Regions from separate parts of the Homo sapiens genome. Here region 2 is linked to region 1. A link is an interaction called in ENCODE POLR2A ChIA-PET data of the cell type or tissue named here. Cell type or tissue: PC-3. All regions are shown on one strand. Links, peaks and the distances in the headings refer to the core of each region. The heading gives the core; the rest is flanking DNA. Region 1 overlaps CKLF (chemokine like factor). Region 2 overlaps CMTM4 (CKLF like MARVEL transmembrane domain containing 4).

The links. Peaks named below come from ENCODE experiments on the same cell type or tissue, not always from the same donor. Only the 100,000 strongest peaks of a DNase experiment are listed, where the experiment ranks them.
Region 2: POLR2A ChIA-PET joins it to region 1 with 5 read pairs; 18 of 35 experiments call an interaction of 5 or more read pairs at or near these places.

The regions. Positions count from the first base shown.
Region 1 is chr16:66,554,461-66,563,169 of GRCh38, forward strand. CKLF (chemokine like factor) reads left to right here. Exons shown (of 4, transcript NM_016951.4): 2 at 3,730-3,888; 3 at 8,662-8,709. It overlaps CKLF-CMTM1 (CKLF-CMTM1 readthrough), which reads left to right. Exons shown (of 4, transcript NM_001204099.2): 2 at 3,730-3,888. Among named protein-coding and RNA genes, the nearest start is that of CKLF-CMTM1, 6.2 kb to the left of the region's middle. In PC-3, for the core only: no CTCF peak of the experiment used is centred there; no DNase peak of the experiment used is centred there.
Region 2 is chr16:66,615,144-66,623,852 of GRCh38, forward strand. CMTM4 (CKLF like MARVEL transmembrane domain containing 4) reads right to left here. Exons shown (of 4, transcript NM_181521.3): 3 at 8,261-8,359; 4 at 1-7,079. The coding sequence ends at 6,915. Among named protein-coding and RNA genes, the nearest start is that of CMTM3, 15 kb to the left of the region's middle. RefSeq lists an enhancer at 4,739-5,240. In PC-3, for the core only: no CTCF peak of the experiment used is centred there; a DNase peak (open chromatin) is centred at 3,588; H3K27ac peaks cover 1,324 bases.

The DNA of each region.
Region 1 (8,709 bases), core at 2,482-6,481:
TCTGTGTAATGCCTGTCATGTGCCAGGCACTATTCCAGGCTCTTGAAAAATACTAGTGAAAAAAAACAAAGATCCCTGCCCTCGTGGAGTACACATTATTGGGATGGGAGGGCAGGGGAAGCAAACACAATAAATTTTAGTATTCTAGAAGGTGGTACGTGCAGTGGAACGAGAAAAGTAAAAGCCAGGTAAGGGAGTGTAAGGCGGGGAAGGAGTTGCAGAGAAAAGTTGCGTAATGAATAGAATTCTAGGCTTTGTTGAGATGACATCTGATCAAAGATTTGAGTGAAATGAGGGAGTTAGCTATGAGAATACCTGGAAGAAGAGTGTTTGAAGCAGAGAAAATCCAGTGCAGTGGCCTTATGGCAGGAATGTGTGGGAAGGCATCAAGAAAGAGCAAGGAAACCAGCGTAACTGGACTGGGGTGAGTGAGTGAAGATGAGGAAGGTTTTAAGTAAAGTATATGATCTAACTTACATTTTAAAAGTATACTAGGCCAGGCCCGGTGGCTCACCCTGTAATCCCAGCACTTTAGGAGGCCAAGGCAGGCAGATCATTTGAAGTCAGGAGTTCCAGCAGCCTGACCAACATGGTGAAACCCCATCTCTACTAAAAATACAAAAAAAATTAGCCAGGCATGGTGGCGTATGCCTGTAATCTCAGCTACTCGGGAGGCTGAGGCAGGAGAATCACTGGAACCGGAGAGACAGAGGTTGAGGTAAGCCAAAATCACCCCACTGCACTCCAGCCTGGGTGACAAAGTGAGCCTCCGTCTCAAAAACAAACAAAAATATACTAGCTGCTATGTTAACAGTAGATTGGTAGGGAAGGACAGAAGGGGATTGCTGCAGGGGCAAAGGTAAAACCAAGGAGACCAATTGCAGTAATCTGGGCAAGAAATGATGATGGTGGCTGGTGGTAGCAAAGCAGGTAATAAGAAGTGGCCACATTTGGGATGTAATATTTTGAAAGTAGCACCAACAAGATTTGCTGATGAGCCAGATGTGGGGAAAAAGAGGAGTCCAAGACAGCTTCTGAAGTTTTTGGTCTAAGCAACTGGAAGGATGGAGTCACCATCCACTGAGATGAGACAGCCTATTGATAAAGCAAATGTGAAAAAAGGATCAGGAGTTTGATTCATGTGGATAAATTGTGAAGCAAGTCTTTTCTCAAGAAGTAGACAGGAGCCAAATTGTGGAAGATCTTGAAAACATGGTGAGAAGCAGGCTCTAAAGACCCTGGAGAGCCACTGAAGAATTTTAAATAGATGAAGAAATGCGTAAACAAATTTGCATGTTAGAAATTTCATCATGATAGTTCATGGAAAAGACGATGAAAGGCAGTAGTTGTAAGGATGAAGAGGAGGGAGTGCCCAAAATGTTTAGGCATTAAGTTAGCAGGACCCGATTATTGATCAGTTGGGGAATGGGTAGGAACAGTGATCTTAGGTTCCTGGCATGGGTGATAAGGTAGATTGTGGTACCACCAGTTGAGGTTGTGAATCCAGGAGGAAGGGGCGGGATTTCAGTTTTAGACATGGTGAATTGAGATTCCTGTAGGTTATCCAGATAGGGATTCTAAATGGCTACTTGGTGTGAAATGTGGAGAATGGACCTGGGTTAGAGACCCAGACTCATTGAGTGGAATGAGAATGACAGCATTTTACAGGGGAGAATAAAAGGAGAAGAACCCACCAAGAGAGAACAGTCGCGGAGGTTTAAAATCTCGGAGAACTGACACGGGAGCCAAAAGAAAACACTAGTAGGGGAAGGACAGCCAATGGCAATAACGTCATAGGGGTCCACTAGGATAAGGAATGAAAAATGTTCATTGTAAAACAGCAGCTCAAAGTACTGGAAAAAAAGAAAAAAGCATTCATTAAATTTAGTATTTCTGAAATCACTGATGTTAGCAAAAGCAATATCCATAGAGTGGTAATGTCTGAAATATTATTAGTGAGATATGTAAAAGATAACTGGAAACAAAGGCCAGGAGCTTAGGAAAGATGTAAGAACTGTAAATATAAATCACAGGAGAACACAGTTTGACAGAAACCATAGAAAGGTTTAAGGAAATGGAGTAATCACCAGTGCAAATCACCATGATGAAAAAGGTTACAGAGGATAGGGACTGAAAAAGTGGCCCTTCATTTCATAATCTGTGGGCTGAAGACCTTGGTCCAATAGAGTAATTGGAGTAGTTTGAGATTATGTGTTGCTAATAGTAATTATATTAATTATAAAGAATGAAGTTACTTAGTAACTAGTTATTTGTAATCAAACTGATCAGTTTAGAAGTTTAAAAGAAAGGCATATTTATGCTAATAAAGTAATTGGAAGAATTATGAATAAGTAACCTATATGGACTTAAAATGAGTATGTATATGTTACCAGCTGACAGGATATTTTAAAAGTCTAGCCAGGGAAGACTCTTGACCAAACCATTTACCAAAAACACAGAGCTTTGGAAAGAGCTTTATTTCCTAAGAACATTGACAGAACTCCCCTGGGACCCACCAGCTATTTTTTTCACTTAACATTGCCATGTTCTGTATCTTCATTTGGAAATGAAGAAATTTCAGAGTTTTTTATGTTTTTTTTTCCACTTAAAATAGCATAGATTCTGATTGCATTGTTTAGGTGGGGTGTGTAAAAAATGGTACTTTGGTAATAAAGCTATTAAACATCAGAATTGTTTTTCTCTGACAATTTTTTTTGTTTTTGTTTTTGAGACAGGGTCTAGCTCTATCACCCAGGCTGGAGTGCAGTGGCATCTCAGCTCACTGCAACCCCCGCATCCTGGGTTCAAGCGATTCTCCTGCCTCAGCCACCCGAGTAGCTGGGATTACAGGCACCTGCTACCACACCTGGATAATTTTTGTATTTTTAGTAGAGACAAGGTTTCACCATGTTGGCCAGGCTGGTCTCAAACTCTTGACCTCAGGCGATCTGCCTGCCTTGGCCTCCCAAAGTGCTGGGATTACAGGCATGAGCCACCGCGCCCACCCTGACAATTTGTTTTGAACTTTGCTCCTCAGTATTTTTCATGGCAGCATTCTAAGTTTAAATCTGACAGTAGACTCCAGATTGTTAAGAATTAAGGAGTGATAAATGGATGGTAAGAAATTATAGACAGCCAGTATACAGACTTTTTGAAGAAGCATAACAACAGTAGAAAACAGAACAAGGGTTTCTGTGGGGAGCAGGATAAAAGGAAGGAGTATGTGTGTGTGTATTTTAAAAGAACACAACTGAGATGTTTCTAGGATGATGAGAAAAGGAGCTAGCAGAGGACAGATTGAAAGTACAAGGGGGAACGGAGGTACTTGGTGGAAAAACATCAAGAGAACTGATGTGGGAAGTGATAGTGTCAGAAGCACAAGAGGAATAATTAATTGGACTTAAAACAGAGAGGAATACCCAGTCCTCTAAAAGACAAAGAGAAGTCAATATCATACACTTTAGGCATGGCTGTTTTATATGTGTGTGTATATGGCAGAAACCCCAGTATCTGGTTATTTTTGTTTATTTGGAGATGAGGTCTCCTTATGTTGCCCAGGCTGGTCTTGAACTCCTAGCTTCAAGCGATCCTCCTACCTCAGCCTCCCAAAATGCTGGGATTATAGGCATGACCCACTGTGCCCAGCCTATTATTTTAGAAATTGTCATTTTTACAGTTTAAATTTGTATTCAGTTGTCACTGAATAAATCGTGGGTTTTTTTCTTCTAGGCACTAACTGTGACATCTATGACCTTTTTTATCATCGCACAAGCCCCTGAACCATATATTGTTATCACTGGATTTGAAGTCACCGTTATCTTATTTTTCATACTTTTATATGTACTCAGACTTGATCGATTAATGAAGTGGTTATTTTGGCCTTTGCTTGTAAGTGTTCAGTTTCATCCTTAAATTTTACTTTTTCCTACCATAGTGAGATATTCTAATGAACTCTGTTTTTTGCTTCTCTTAAACCTTTAAGGTAATCTCTGTTAGGCTTAGGAAGGAGGAGCTCTACCCATTGCTAATGTGCCCTGTATTGCTTTGGGAGAGGGTCTCAAGGATGCAGGGCAGCCACAGAGCATAAGTTCTCTGCACCATCTATCAGTAGATGTGGCTGACGCTTCTGTTAGAATTCACTTGGATAGATCTTCTAAAGAAATTTAAATTTAGGACCATGTTAACAAAATTGTAGTGCATTCTTAATCTTTATTACCTATTTGGATGCATGTTAATATGGCCTCAAAATTGGGATAGAGATGGAGACAGATACACAAGTATCTATCCTTGCACATCTTTGGTCACTAAATGGAAAATCAAACTAATTGGGGAGGCTAAAGTACAATGTTATCTCACTTGAAAATATCTGTAGTTATTACTAAATAATGTTGGCACCTCTTATATTTCATAGTATATAGACTGTAACCTGCCATACTCATATAATTAGGAATAACTGCCCAGTGGAATGCCCAGATGGTTCTGAAAACTGTCAAATTGGGCAGATTGAAGTTATTCGTTAAGATGTATGCAGCCCCTCAGCCTGGACTAGAAGCTGATTCTAAGAAAAACTGAGTGACTTCTCCTCTGTCCTCTTGCAAGTCTCATTCCCAGCATCCTGTCTCTGTAGGTCTCCCTCCTGAATCCCCCTGCTGCCCTTCTCCTCTTTGGCTGGACTGATTGCTGCCATGTCTTCCTTGGCTGCAGTGGTCTCATCCTCTTGGATGCCACAGTGCTAATATCCAAGCTGATAATTCCTATTAACAAGAAAAGACTTTAGAGCTATTCTTAAACCATAAGCATGCCTTTAAATGGTACCTTCTGGAACCACCTTCAAGGCCAGTGGCAAGCATTTCAGGCAAATCATAAGCTTTTTAAAAGTCCTAAAAGGGAAAAGCTGGGAAATAGGATCTTCATAGAACCTCTCCTCTCAAAACTACTTGATGTACACTTCAGAGCTGGACTTCGTTGGAGGGAGGTCTAGGAGAAGAGATTACAAAGTCTTCCTCAGTTGGCCCTCATTTAGTGGCAGAAAGGGTTAAACTAAATTTTTCTAAAGATTTCTTCAAGAGGATAATGAACACTGGTCCACATCCTCTAGGTCTTGTATAGTTGCTTTTCACACTCTGCTTCTCTAGAGTTTAATAAAACTAACACATTTTAGCCTTTCTTTTTTTCCAAACATAATTCCTTGGAGTTTCTTACATGTCCCAGTAATAAACTGGGAGCCAGGAGTGTAACAGAATACACTGAGAGAGAGTAGCTTATATGTAGCACACTGAAAGGAATAGTCCCCAAATCTCTAAGGATCAAACTTTACTGATATTGTATCTCTTAGAAATGGGGTGTTATATGGGTAACTAAGTTTTTGCTCCATTACGAAACCCAGAATCCTTTCTGATCTTGATCTAATGAAATTATTTATTCAGCAAATGTTAAGTATTTGCTAATCCTAGATTCTGTAATTGGTTCTTTGGTTAAGACAAAACAAAAACCTTGTACCTCAGAAACTTTAAATGCACCCAGGAAGCAACACAGAGAATATAGGTGCTATGAGAGATATACACCTAGGATGGCGTGGATGCAACCCAGCAAGGGAAAGGGACCAAGTCACAGTAGGCTGTGAAGAAAAAGTGCCCAAACTGAGGGCTGAAGGATGAAACGTAGTTAGCAGATGACTGATACAGGGAAGGGAAAGTGCTTTTCTGCTAGAAAAGCAGCAGCATATGTGAGGGTCTAGGTGGAGAAAGAGCATGACCCTCCAGGACCTGCAGGTGTATCTGAATGGTTGGGTATTGAGTTGTGAACAAGAGCTGGGGCAAGAGTGAGGTTTGTGAAAACAGGGTCAGGGCATACAAGGGTTTGTGTGCTGTGGACTTTAACCCAAAGGCTAATGGGAGTTTTTGGAGGTTTTTAAGTAGGAGAGTAGCATGATCAGATGATCAGCCTCCATGTCTTGAGAGGATACTGAGAGAGGAAGAATATGTTTAAGGAAGGGTGCAGGAGAGCAGTATGTAATGAGTTTAGCTTGATAAATACTAGATTTTAGTTACTTAAAAGATATTCATATGGAGATATTCAGAAATGGTGTGAAACTTAAGAGGAGCTAGAGCTGCCGTTTTAGGAATCATCACCTCGTGATATTAACTGAGCTCGGACTGGCCACAATAGCTCAGAGAGAGTGTAGAGAGAGCTGAAGGTAAAACTGGGAAACGCCAACATATGAGATGAGGAGTGGCCAGAAAAGGCAGGAGAGCACCCAAGTGTGACTGGTGTCACCGAAGCCAAGATGGGAATACATTTCAAGAAGAATGGACACATTTAAACAGAAAGATAAGTATACACACACACACACACACACACACACACACACACACACACTTTCTCTCTCTCTCTGCCCCCTGGTGACCTTTTCCAGAGGAGTTTGCCTCCAGTGGGCAAGTGACAGGAAAGTTGTAGGACTGAGCAGGCAAGGAAAGAGACAACTAGAGGGGTCATCTCTGAACTGAGGAAATATGGCCAGGGACAAATAAAAGTAATGAATAGAGTGAGGTCCCTGCAGAGTAGAATTGGAGCCAGAGCACAGGTGGAGAAGTTGCCTGGGGATGTTACCTAAAGTGTAGGACACAGAGATGGCTGACTGTTCCAATTAATCTGTAGGTGGGGAAAAGGTAACTTAGAAGTACCTCCATCTGCTAGCCACTGCCTTTGCTAACTAGGAGAGGGCTTGGTCATCTCCATTCAAATTGTCCCAAAGTTGTTGTCCCTGATAACAGTCTGTAGAGCAGGCCTTCTCTGATTGTTCCCCCCCGAGAGCCCCAAATGACAGAAAACACAAAAAGCCAGTCAACCCATGGCTTTGAGGAGGTATCTAAGCATAGGCTCAGAATTCCTTTGAAATCCCTATTTTTGTAATTAAGTTTACATTCTACTCTGTGGCATATAGATGTTTTCATTTTTAATATAAAATAAATGGTCTAAATTACTCTTGAGGATCATTGGTGTTTCGGGGCAGGCATATCTTTTTTTTTCCCCCTGTGGTTCTCTGCACTCCCTAGAACACCACTTTGATCCAAAGCCATCTATAAACCCTTGCCCAGATTGCTCACAGGAGGCAGGCTGCCTGTCTGAAGTAGGAGTGTGGTCTGTTGCCTTTTGAAGCAGAGCAAATATCCAACACAGAAGAGAGTTAACCTAGAATAGTTGTCTCAGTATCTCCTACAAATGAGAACTTTTTTCTTCCTAAGTATATCTGATCTTGCCCTACCCCCATTGAACCTGTTCCTACTTTCTTTCTAATAACTGCTTTTCTAAATTACCAGGGTTTTGCAGTTTGCTATTTGGGTTATTCCTTCCTGCCTGTGGTTATCTGCAAACATACATAAACCTTTCTCAGCTAGACAGTTTACCTTTCCCACGCTACACATCCATTTTAAAAATGTAAAATTGCACTTCTTGACATCACAGTTAAGAATGAAACTGATTTTTACTTTGTAAAAGTATTAAGCGAATGAGCTATATCATCAGCAATAATAACATAATTGGTCATCCATTGCATAGAGATGTCTGTGGGGGTTTCCTGAAAATTACCACTTTCTCTTAAGTGTGTGCTATTTTAAGTTTTATTAATTGCCTTTTTTTTTTTGAGACGGAGTAAAAAAAATTCCACCAGGCTGGAATGCAGTGGTGCAATCTTGGCTCACTGCAATCTCCGTCTCCTGGCTTCAAGCAATTCTCCTGCCTCAGCCTCCCAAGTAGCTGGAACTACAGGCGCTCACCACCATGCCTGGCTAATTTTTGTATTTTTTAATAAAGACAGAGTTTCACCATGTTGGCAAGGCTGGTCTTGAACTCCCAAAGTGTTGGGATTACAGACATGCACCACAGCGCCCAGCATTAATTGCATTTAGTAACTTAAAGTTTGATATACAATGTAGACTACTCTGCATTTTCTTACGTTATTAAAAATGAGCATTTTTACTTCCCATGGCACCCCTTCTACCTTAAACTTTCTACATAATACATCATCTACTTTATTTCCTAATCAGATGAGTTTTCCCTTCAACTACATTTATGTTAAGTAAAAAAGAAATAAAAAGCTTTTTAAGTAAATGATTGGCATATCACAGGTAAAAGAAAACCACTAGGTGTCATTATAGACCAGATACTATCTAGGTATCATTTTACTGTGACATTTTGGTTTCCTGAAAGATAGATGCTAAATAAATTTGTTTAATAAAATGAAACTTTCAAAATATTTAGGAAGCTGACTCCTTTTGTTGCAACAGAGTCTCACTCTGTTGCCCAGGCTGTAGTGCAGTGGCATGATCTCAGTTCACTGTAACCTCTGCCTCCCGGGTTCAAGCAATTTTTGTGCCTCAGCCTCCCGAGTAGCTGGGATTACAGGCATGCACCACCATGTCTGGCTAATTTTTGTTTTTTTTAGTAGAGACGGGGTTTCACCATGTCGGCCAGGCTGGTCTCAAACTCCAGGCTTCAAGTGATCTGTCTGCCTTCCAAAGTGCTGGGATTACAGGCGGGAGCCAGTGCATTCTGCCTGCTGACTTTGTTTTTTGTTGTTGTTGTTTTTTTGTTTTTTGTTTTTCCTTTTTAGCATTGCTTGGTAGTCTTCATGTAAGGCTCAGCTTTATTGTGTGTTTTTAGGATATTATCAACTCACTGGTAACAACAGTATTCATGCTCATCGTATCT
Region 2 (8,709 bases), core at 1,892-5,891, 60 kb after region 1:
AACTGCCGAAATGAAAGAGACTTGATGAGTAAAATGTGATAGTTGTTAACATTGCCCCCCAAAAGTGCCACCAGGTGAAGTACCACGGAGAAATCATATTGGAAAGTTACTACTTAGCCATCTGACTTGACTTCCTTGGTTATCAAATAATTACATATTCTGACCCTTCAGAAGGACACCAAAAGCTACAATTTTATGTTTCAATCCATCTGTACCTTCATTTGCAATGGCTCAGCTAGTTTACTCAAGGGTTTTGGGACCAGACATAACTCACGTCCTGCAGGAAGGAGAAGCAAAAGGAGCCGGTGAAGAGTACGTGTCTGTGTCTTGGTGTCATCTAGCTCCTCACAGCAAACAGCCTGTTTTGTTCAGGCCTGAAGCCTGGAAAAGGCCGCCGAGCCTAGCCAGAGCATCCACAACGAACCAATCTGAGATCCGAGTGGAAGATGAGAGCCCCGGAGCTGGCTGAGGTCCCCCAGGAAGCTTCCCACTCTGCAGTGGCAGGAAGGCCATGCCTCTGCAGGACGCTCGCACTGATTCTGGAAGGGGCCCAGGCCAGAGAATACACTTGGGCTCAGTTCACCAGCCCAAACCACAGGGGAAGGAGCCGGACACCGGCCTCTCACCATTTTACACCCAAAGACAGGAGGTCAGGGCTCTGATGCTACTCTTCTGTTTGTAAAATATGGAACCACTTTCTTTGTACTGTTTGAGGTGAGCAGTGGCTCCAAACTGAGCAAGTGGTTAAAAAATGCCAAATGCAATTATACTGACTTATAATTATTTCACAGAAATATACTCTTACTCTCAGACTATTTAAATAAGCAGGAACAAGATGCAGGAGAAGCAGCAGCAGAGAGGAAAGAGGAATAGCCAGGGAATTTTTTTTGTTTTTTTTCTTCTTTAAAATACATACGAAGTGTAAAGAGAAAATGGCCAAAACCTCAAAACTACCATTGTTGAAAACAATATTAAAAGGACACAATCTAAAATCATGCTACAAAAATAGTGTTATCTTGTTTAACTAAATGTACATCTTTTTTTCCAATTCCATGATTGACAAGAGTGCTTATGCGACGCATGGAAGGCACCAGAGGTGAAGTGATTATTTGCCTTAAAATATACAAAGAATTGCCTACTTTGAAAAAAAAATAGTCATACTTGTAAATAAATAGTTTAGTGTTTCTGCCATGGGTTCCTGAACCCCTACAAATTTCAACATATACAAATAGTTTCAATTCCTACCATTCTCTTAGAGGGAACCACGTCAAACAAAATCAAGTTAGGAAAAGCACTGATTTTATCCAAGTAGGTCAATTTGAGGCAAGATTCAAAAACTCATTTTAAAATGGGTTACAGAGTGAAAGAGTTGGGAACAGGCAGCCCCCTTTGGGCCTGGGTCAGCCTACGAGTCCATCCCAGGTGTCCTGCCCTCACATCTGCCAGCCCTCAGGCCGGCCAGGTCTCCCTTCAAACCCTGAGTATTTGCCTTCCTCACTTCTGCGAAGAGGGGAACAGAATCTTGAAGCTTGCAAAATCGATTCTGGAAAAAGCAGGCAAGCAAAGCAGGGCCTGTGGGGGGAAGCAGCGTGAGTCAGGCCTCACCCTGGTGCAAGGGCACCAGCAGGTCTCCCTCCTCTCCCCTCCTCACCATCCCTACGCGTCTCCTCACCATCCCTACGCGTGACTGACTTTCCTGATAAAAATGGGATACTTCCTACTGGGTGTCAGCACTGTCATCCTAAGGCAACTCAGACGTGATAGTTTTAGACTATGATCAAATCTCACACAAACCATTATCAGAATCTTGTTTCACACCATCTCTCTTTTCAGGCAGTTATGAAAAGAAACTCTGACCTGGCCCTAAATCCCATCAGCAAAGCTGACTAAGGTGGTCTGAGATATGTTCTTACTCCTAAACTCAAACTTTAAAAGTTTCAATAGCTCCCTGGGGGTCCAAGCCAAAGGCTCCCTGGCCTTTGTGTATTATGCATCCCAAAGAAAACACGCCACCCCAGGTGTCTAGATAGCAAGTCACCTGAATTAAAGCCTCAGCATAAAAAAACAAACATAGACAACAAACTTACCCTATGAAATAGATACACAGTTCAAGGACCCATCATCTGAACTTTTCTAGGCAAGTTGCCAGTGATTCAAACTCAGCAGGTTTGTGGGTGATTTTTTCCTTACTGTTACGTTTGTGGAGTAGGAAAAACTAGAAAGGAAAAAAAAATCCCAAAGGTTGAAAAACTGTATCCAAATGGAAAAAGAATATATTCCAGACAAAAGAAGGGAAAATACAATAGGACCCACTCCGCTTCAAGCTAAAGAGTGTACAAAATGCCACTCACTTGCATGAAGAAGAATTAAACAGAACATTCACTTTCGGAAGAAAATTTTTCTAGACCTAACAGATATTGACGGTATTTTCTCTCACAGTTTCTAAATAAAAGAAACATAAAAGGTCAAATATTTTAAATTACTTTCTCAACCAGACAGTTCTTGTGACTTGAATGATATCTGCTGAGAAGAGAAGAAACACAAGATTCTACAAAGCGCCAGGGAAGTTTACAAAGCTAAAAGCTGAGGGTGTCAGGCCTGCGTCCTGTCTGAGATGGCAGCCAAGCCAGCTTCAGAGTCACCTGCTGGACCCACATGTTCCTGAGCCAGATGCCAGGAGCTCACCCACAGGACGGGAAAGACCTGTCCCCAGCATCCCACTCTTGCCCTCAAGCTGACTGTGGAACGCGAGACAGCTTTCAAAGACAAGAGGACAGGAAGGCAGTTAACAAAGTACACGTTTCCAAGACAGCCTGAGCTGTCTAGTGCTGATAGCAGACAGGTGGGGTGTTCCAGGCCACTGCTTCCTCCCTTATCTCCCAGACCTGGCCGTGTGTGGACCTCACCAGCCTACCAAGCTGTTGGGCCTGGACGTGGGTGCTGATAAAATAAGACAAACCTGGAAAAAACCCTGGATTCTGCAACTTCACTAGGAAATAACAAGGCACCTAGAGACTTCACAAGCTAATGGCAGTCCCTGGAGCAGGAAGCAACTTGTTATTCTGCTCAAGAGAATCCACCAGCAGCTCTTGGCCTAGAAACTTTTTCCCCTTTCTGATACCTGTTTAACGTCATTATTACTCTGTAAACAAGATCTGGAGAAGATGACAGTCAGGCAGTGGCACAAAGACTTCATGACTGTTTTGTTTTGAACACAGATGAGACAATAGGAACCCTTAAATCATCACTGCCTTGCAGAATCACTAAATTGTTCAGGTGTCTCCATGCTCTATTCATCTCCTAGGTGCTAAGACCAACCCACAGAAAATCTGGCACAGAAAGGGATTAGACCTCAGTCCACCTCTCAGAGCACATGGATAGGTGACGGGTTTCTCATGTGAATCTACAAGAAAAGGTACGCCTGGGCCACACGCAGGACATGGCACCCACTAGGGTTGTTCAGGTCTCATTCACTGCAAGCAAGAATTCACGTACATGAGTGCACAAAGGTGTTGGAGCTTGGTCTCCTCAGGCTTAACCCAAGGCTGACTCACTAGGACAGCTTCCAAGAACCACAGATGTAACTGCAAACTTGAAGAGAGTCAGAATGTTTTCAACTGAGTCACGAAGCTGTCCCAGAAGCACCCGACATAGGGTGGAGGTCAGACACATTCCCTGGCTGCCCACAGGCGTGAGCCTTCCTGCCAGGGGACAGTAACAGGGCCCGAAGGGCTGGGGGTGCCGCTGGCTTCCCAGGGCCAAGCGCTCAGAGCTGGGCCGGACTTGCCCATGCTGGCTTCAGCTCACATTGCCAAGGAAGATGTGTATTGGGGCTGTGCAGGCTGCCACATTCTTGCTTTTTCTGTAGACAAAAGTCACCTCCCTCGGATGGCTGTTTACTTCAAATCAAACTTCTCTGACGAGATTTTAATCTGAAACTGCATCTGTTCTTCCCAGCTTTATGTGGGGCCAACAAGTATCTCCAGCCTTTCATGACTGTAATCCCTCTTTAAGGCAGGGAAAACATATTTCCCTCCCATGCCTTCAGCAGTGTGAAAGAAGGATATCAAAGAGAATCAGAGGGAAAAAATACCAAATCCACCCAATCAGTGCCAAAATAAACTTTCTCTGAGGACATCAGTGTTTGCATCCATCTAAAACCACCAGAGGTTCCACCAAATGCTTGAGGGTTTCAGCTGTACAGTGTCCAGGAAAAAACCCAAATGCACACAGCAACTGCAGTTTCTTCAAGTTTTGCTTTAAATGTGAAAACCAATATCGTCCCACCAGAACACTGAGAAAAACTAAGGTCGCTCAGCCTTCAAATGCCCCAAACCAAACTGATATTGGTCCCTATTGAAACTATTAAACGCAAAAACGCTTCCTTCAATTTGCCAAGAGGTCATTTTAAGGCCCCCAGATATCGATTGTCTTCTGTTTGCATATAGAGGCAATATAAGAAAAATATAGGCGTCTTCATATTCACCTTGGATAACCCTATTCCCTCCAGAACTTTCGTCACCACGTGGTCTATACATGATGACATGTGCAACCACACATTACATCAACTAGAAAGCGTCCATAGCACCACTTCCGGTTCTAGTGGGAGTTAATTAAATACAAGGAGAACATTTACAAAACCACCGAGGAGCCTCACGGCACAAAGGATATTAAATAGTTACAGGGACATAAATAATTCTGAAGAGTCTATCACGAAGATGCAAATTAACTCCTAAGTCACTCTCTGGCGTGTCATCCTTTTTGGTCATTCATCTGCATTTAGTTTCAGTGACTTCAGAACTATTTCTTGCAGCTGACAACATATCCTCAGGAGGCCAACCACCTGCCCCCCTCTTTCACCAGATGATCAAGTGGTTTTACTGAAGTGAGCTGGGAAAACTTGGGCAACAAGCCCACCTGAATGGTGTTCTTGTTTTCAATCTCACTTCAAAGATGGCCTTTTTTGGGGGCCAAGTAACATGATTCCCAGCAGGAGATTTCTGATAAAGCTCAGGATGGTCCTTCCAAGTGGGCCCCATTTAATGCAAGGCTGAGCCTTTGTGGCCCTATTTTAAAAGGAACTCTCAAAGAGAGATAAGCCCAATTTTGACTTTGCAAACACACTCAACAGACCTGACAGGCAGCACACCCAGCTGTGAGCTGGCCTGGCTGCCCTCTCTGTGGGAGCAGAGGGGAGACGAGTTGTTAACAGGCTAGCAGGGTCAGCCCCTGAGGCAGACGTGGTGCTCAGCCACATAGCCTGGGACACTGCTCCCAACTCAGATCGTACTGAAGGTGTTGGTGCAGGAAGCTAACCCCAACTCCGACCCCCAGCCCAGCAGTGTTGCCTGATCAACACTGTGAGCTCAGATGCTGTCCTTTTCTGGGGAATGAGACGCCACATGTCCATAAGGTGACGCTTTCTTGCACAGACCCCCCGCCGCCCCCTCGGAGTTATTTATTACACAGTACGCTGCTAAAGCTGTCAACATTTGTCAGCACTTGATCTTGGGGATTTCTCCATGTTACTGCAAAATCTTCCTGCCACAGTAAGTGCTTTTTGGTGAGGGCTAAACACAAAATGTTAGAGCTAAAGTGAGGTTTGTAAACATTAAAAACAGTTCAAAGAGGGAAAACCTGACAAACTAAAACAACTTTTTTCCATAAAAGATATAATTACTCTCTAATTTTTTAAAAAAACTACTGCATCATGGGGACTCACTGAACTCATTCACCACACACAATAATCTTCACTTTATCAAGAATCAATCAGAAACCTTAAGTAGCTAGGATTTTTCCCCCCAACAACTCCCAAGAATGATGTCTACAGTTATGACACTGAGGCGCCCAAAGCGACAATTAGTGCCTTCTGAAACATGGGTGGAAGGGTGTGTTCTGGTGCAAATTCAAGTATTTTCAAATCCTAGACGAATCTGCTCAGAATCATTTTAGAACTCTTTGCAGGCATTTAGAAAATTAGCACACATCCCTAAAATAGAGGGGTGTGTGTGTGCATGTGTGCGCGCACGCGTGTGCATGCTGTTTTTTAACACAAACACCTCCCACCTGCGGTTCATGAAGCCAGCAAATGGGCAAGTGCTTTGGCTGGTGGAGTAGGCTTGTTTCTTTCATGGCTTTTACCTGAGAAGGTAAAATGACTGAAAATCTGCAATTCAGCCTCAAAGTATTTAGGGTAGGCAGGAAACTGGAAAACAAGATAGTCCCCATAACAAGATGGCCCCCATATTCCTGGAGAAGAATCTGGGGTTCAGGAAGGTGATTCATTTGAGGAAGAATCAAGTGATTTCTCAGCAGAGTAGGAAACAAAAGGTCACCCTTCCTTGAGTCAGAGGTCCCTGGGAGCCATCCTAACAGGACATCAGCTTTCCCCAGCCCTGTGGCCTTTGGGCTGGTGCTGGCTGCCTGGGGGCCCTGGCATGGAAGATGAGGAGTGGGCTGGATCCCAGCACGCAGACTCAACACTGACTTGGAGCAGGTGGTGCCTAAGGCTGCCTGAGAACCACTGCCGACTGACCGTTCCAATGCTGTCCCTTCATTCCTTCATATTTCCCCCCTCTTAGCAGCCCCATTTAATCCAAAGTCTTGTTACAAATACACACGACAAGGTGGCTCAGAGTCAAAGGAAGCCTGTGCTTCAGGGCAGGTAAGACCTCAAGTGGACCTGGGCAGTGACGCCGGCTGCTCCACAGCCCCAAACGCTGAGGAACGTGGGCCTCCCAACTCCACCGCGGACCCGCCCACTGGGCCACTCGGGAAACCCTTTCCCAAAATGAACTTTTACCAAAGAGGACAAAATTCAACTGAATCACATGGAAATCTGACAGGACAAGGGAAAGAAAACTTGACTGAGAGACAGGCACGAGGACGGGAGGGAGGAGGATCCAGGCAGGTCCTCACGTGTCCAGGCGCTGGATCTCAGGGCGACTGTCCACATCCCTGGACTCCGTGCGGGCTCGGATGTAGTCATTGGTGCTCTGCTGGCGGACGCTGACTCTCCATTTCTGCACTGCCAGGAATGTGTTCACTGCATATGCCGCAGTCGCCAAGAAGCCAAATATCTAAAAACACACCAGCACAGTTAGTCCTCGGGCACGTGGCCTGGCCCCTCAAGGCTTCTGTGGTGACCCAAGCCACATGCAGCCCCTTCCTGCTCTGCCAGCTGATCATTACAACCCTGTGCCTTCATTCCTTGATCTCTTCCCCCTCTCAGCAGCCCCATTTGATCTAAAGTCTTGTTTCAAATACATATGACGGGGTGGCTCAGAGTCAAAGGGAAGCCTGTGCCCAGCCCTGCTGGATGTGTGGCTGTCACACCACAGCTGAGTCTCTAGTCATGTGACACACAGAAAATCTTGCCTGACCTAAAGACAGCCTAAGGTTTCTTTTGAAGTATTTTGGACGTATAAAAAAATAAATCACAAAAGTACCTCTTTTACTGCAACTTCAGGGCCTCTGGTCCCAGATGAGAAAATACAGTGCAGACAAAATGTAACATAGACAGAAAATCAGGGTTTCGCATGTGGGTCCCAAATCAAGCCACAGGGCCAATGTTCCACATCACAGCCCCCATCCCACACCTGCCTCTCATGGGGCAGCTCCAAGTAAGCAGCTCCAGAGTAAGAAGCACAGAGTTTTAATTATTAAGACTTACAAATCGCCTGAGTGGCACCTGGGAGAGCAGTTCGTTTAATCATTTATAAACCTTTTAATCCCCCCATTACAAAAAGGATAACTGTTCCTCATAAACTGAGAACAATACAGAAATGCAGGGCATGGAGAGGGGAAGTCCTACATTATCTGGTCCCCACCTGCCGTGGCATTTCCACCTTGAAATGTCATGTGACTGCTAAATGGTGTCATGACTGCATTCAAGAACCCTCCCTTCCCCAGGCAGATAAGGCTCTTAGACATCAAGGACTGTGTTGGAAACGAACCAAAGCAGGGGTTCTTGAACTTGAGAGCACATCTGTATCATCCAGAGGGTTACTTCAAATACATTTCTGACTCAGTAGCTCTGGAGCGGAGCCTAAGGATGTCTAACAGATGCCAAGGCTGCTGTTCTGGGGCCCATACTTTGAGAACCACAGCACTGAAGGGACTGGGACCCCCACTGGCCCAGTAACATCATCTTTAGCAAAGAAAAGCCACAGGAGGGGGAGCAGGACACATGCCAGGGACAGGCGAGCAGGTCACAGGAGGTCCCCAGATCAGCTTGCTTTAACCATTTGAGTTTGCTTACCACGGCAGCAATTTCTGCTCCGGCTCTATGGTTTAAAGCAGCCAGTACGATTGAAGCAATAAAGAAAAGGAAAGCGCTGAGTCCAGTGTTGACCAAATCCTAAAGGGAGAGACAAAATAAACCAAGTGAAAAGAACCATTCCATCTTTGCTCTAAAAGCAACTGGAGAACTTTCAAAATAAGACCCACGATACCCAACCTCCCTGGTGGCTCCATATTTCAGTCTCAATGTCACAGGGTTACTGGTCACACAAAAGAAGGCAAAGTTAACAGTTTATGACACTACTTGATAAATCACCACCACAAAATCTACATTTTCACCAACCCCACTACCCTTTCTGAAGAAATAGTAACCAAAATTGCTAACACTAATTACCATTTAGAGGTCTGGTGCCATCTTTTAAAAACCACACTCAAATCATCTTGCTATGGACAAAGCTCCCCAAGGAT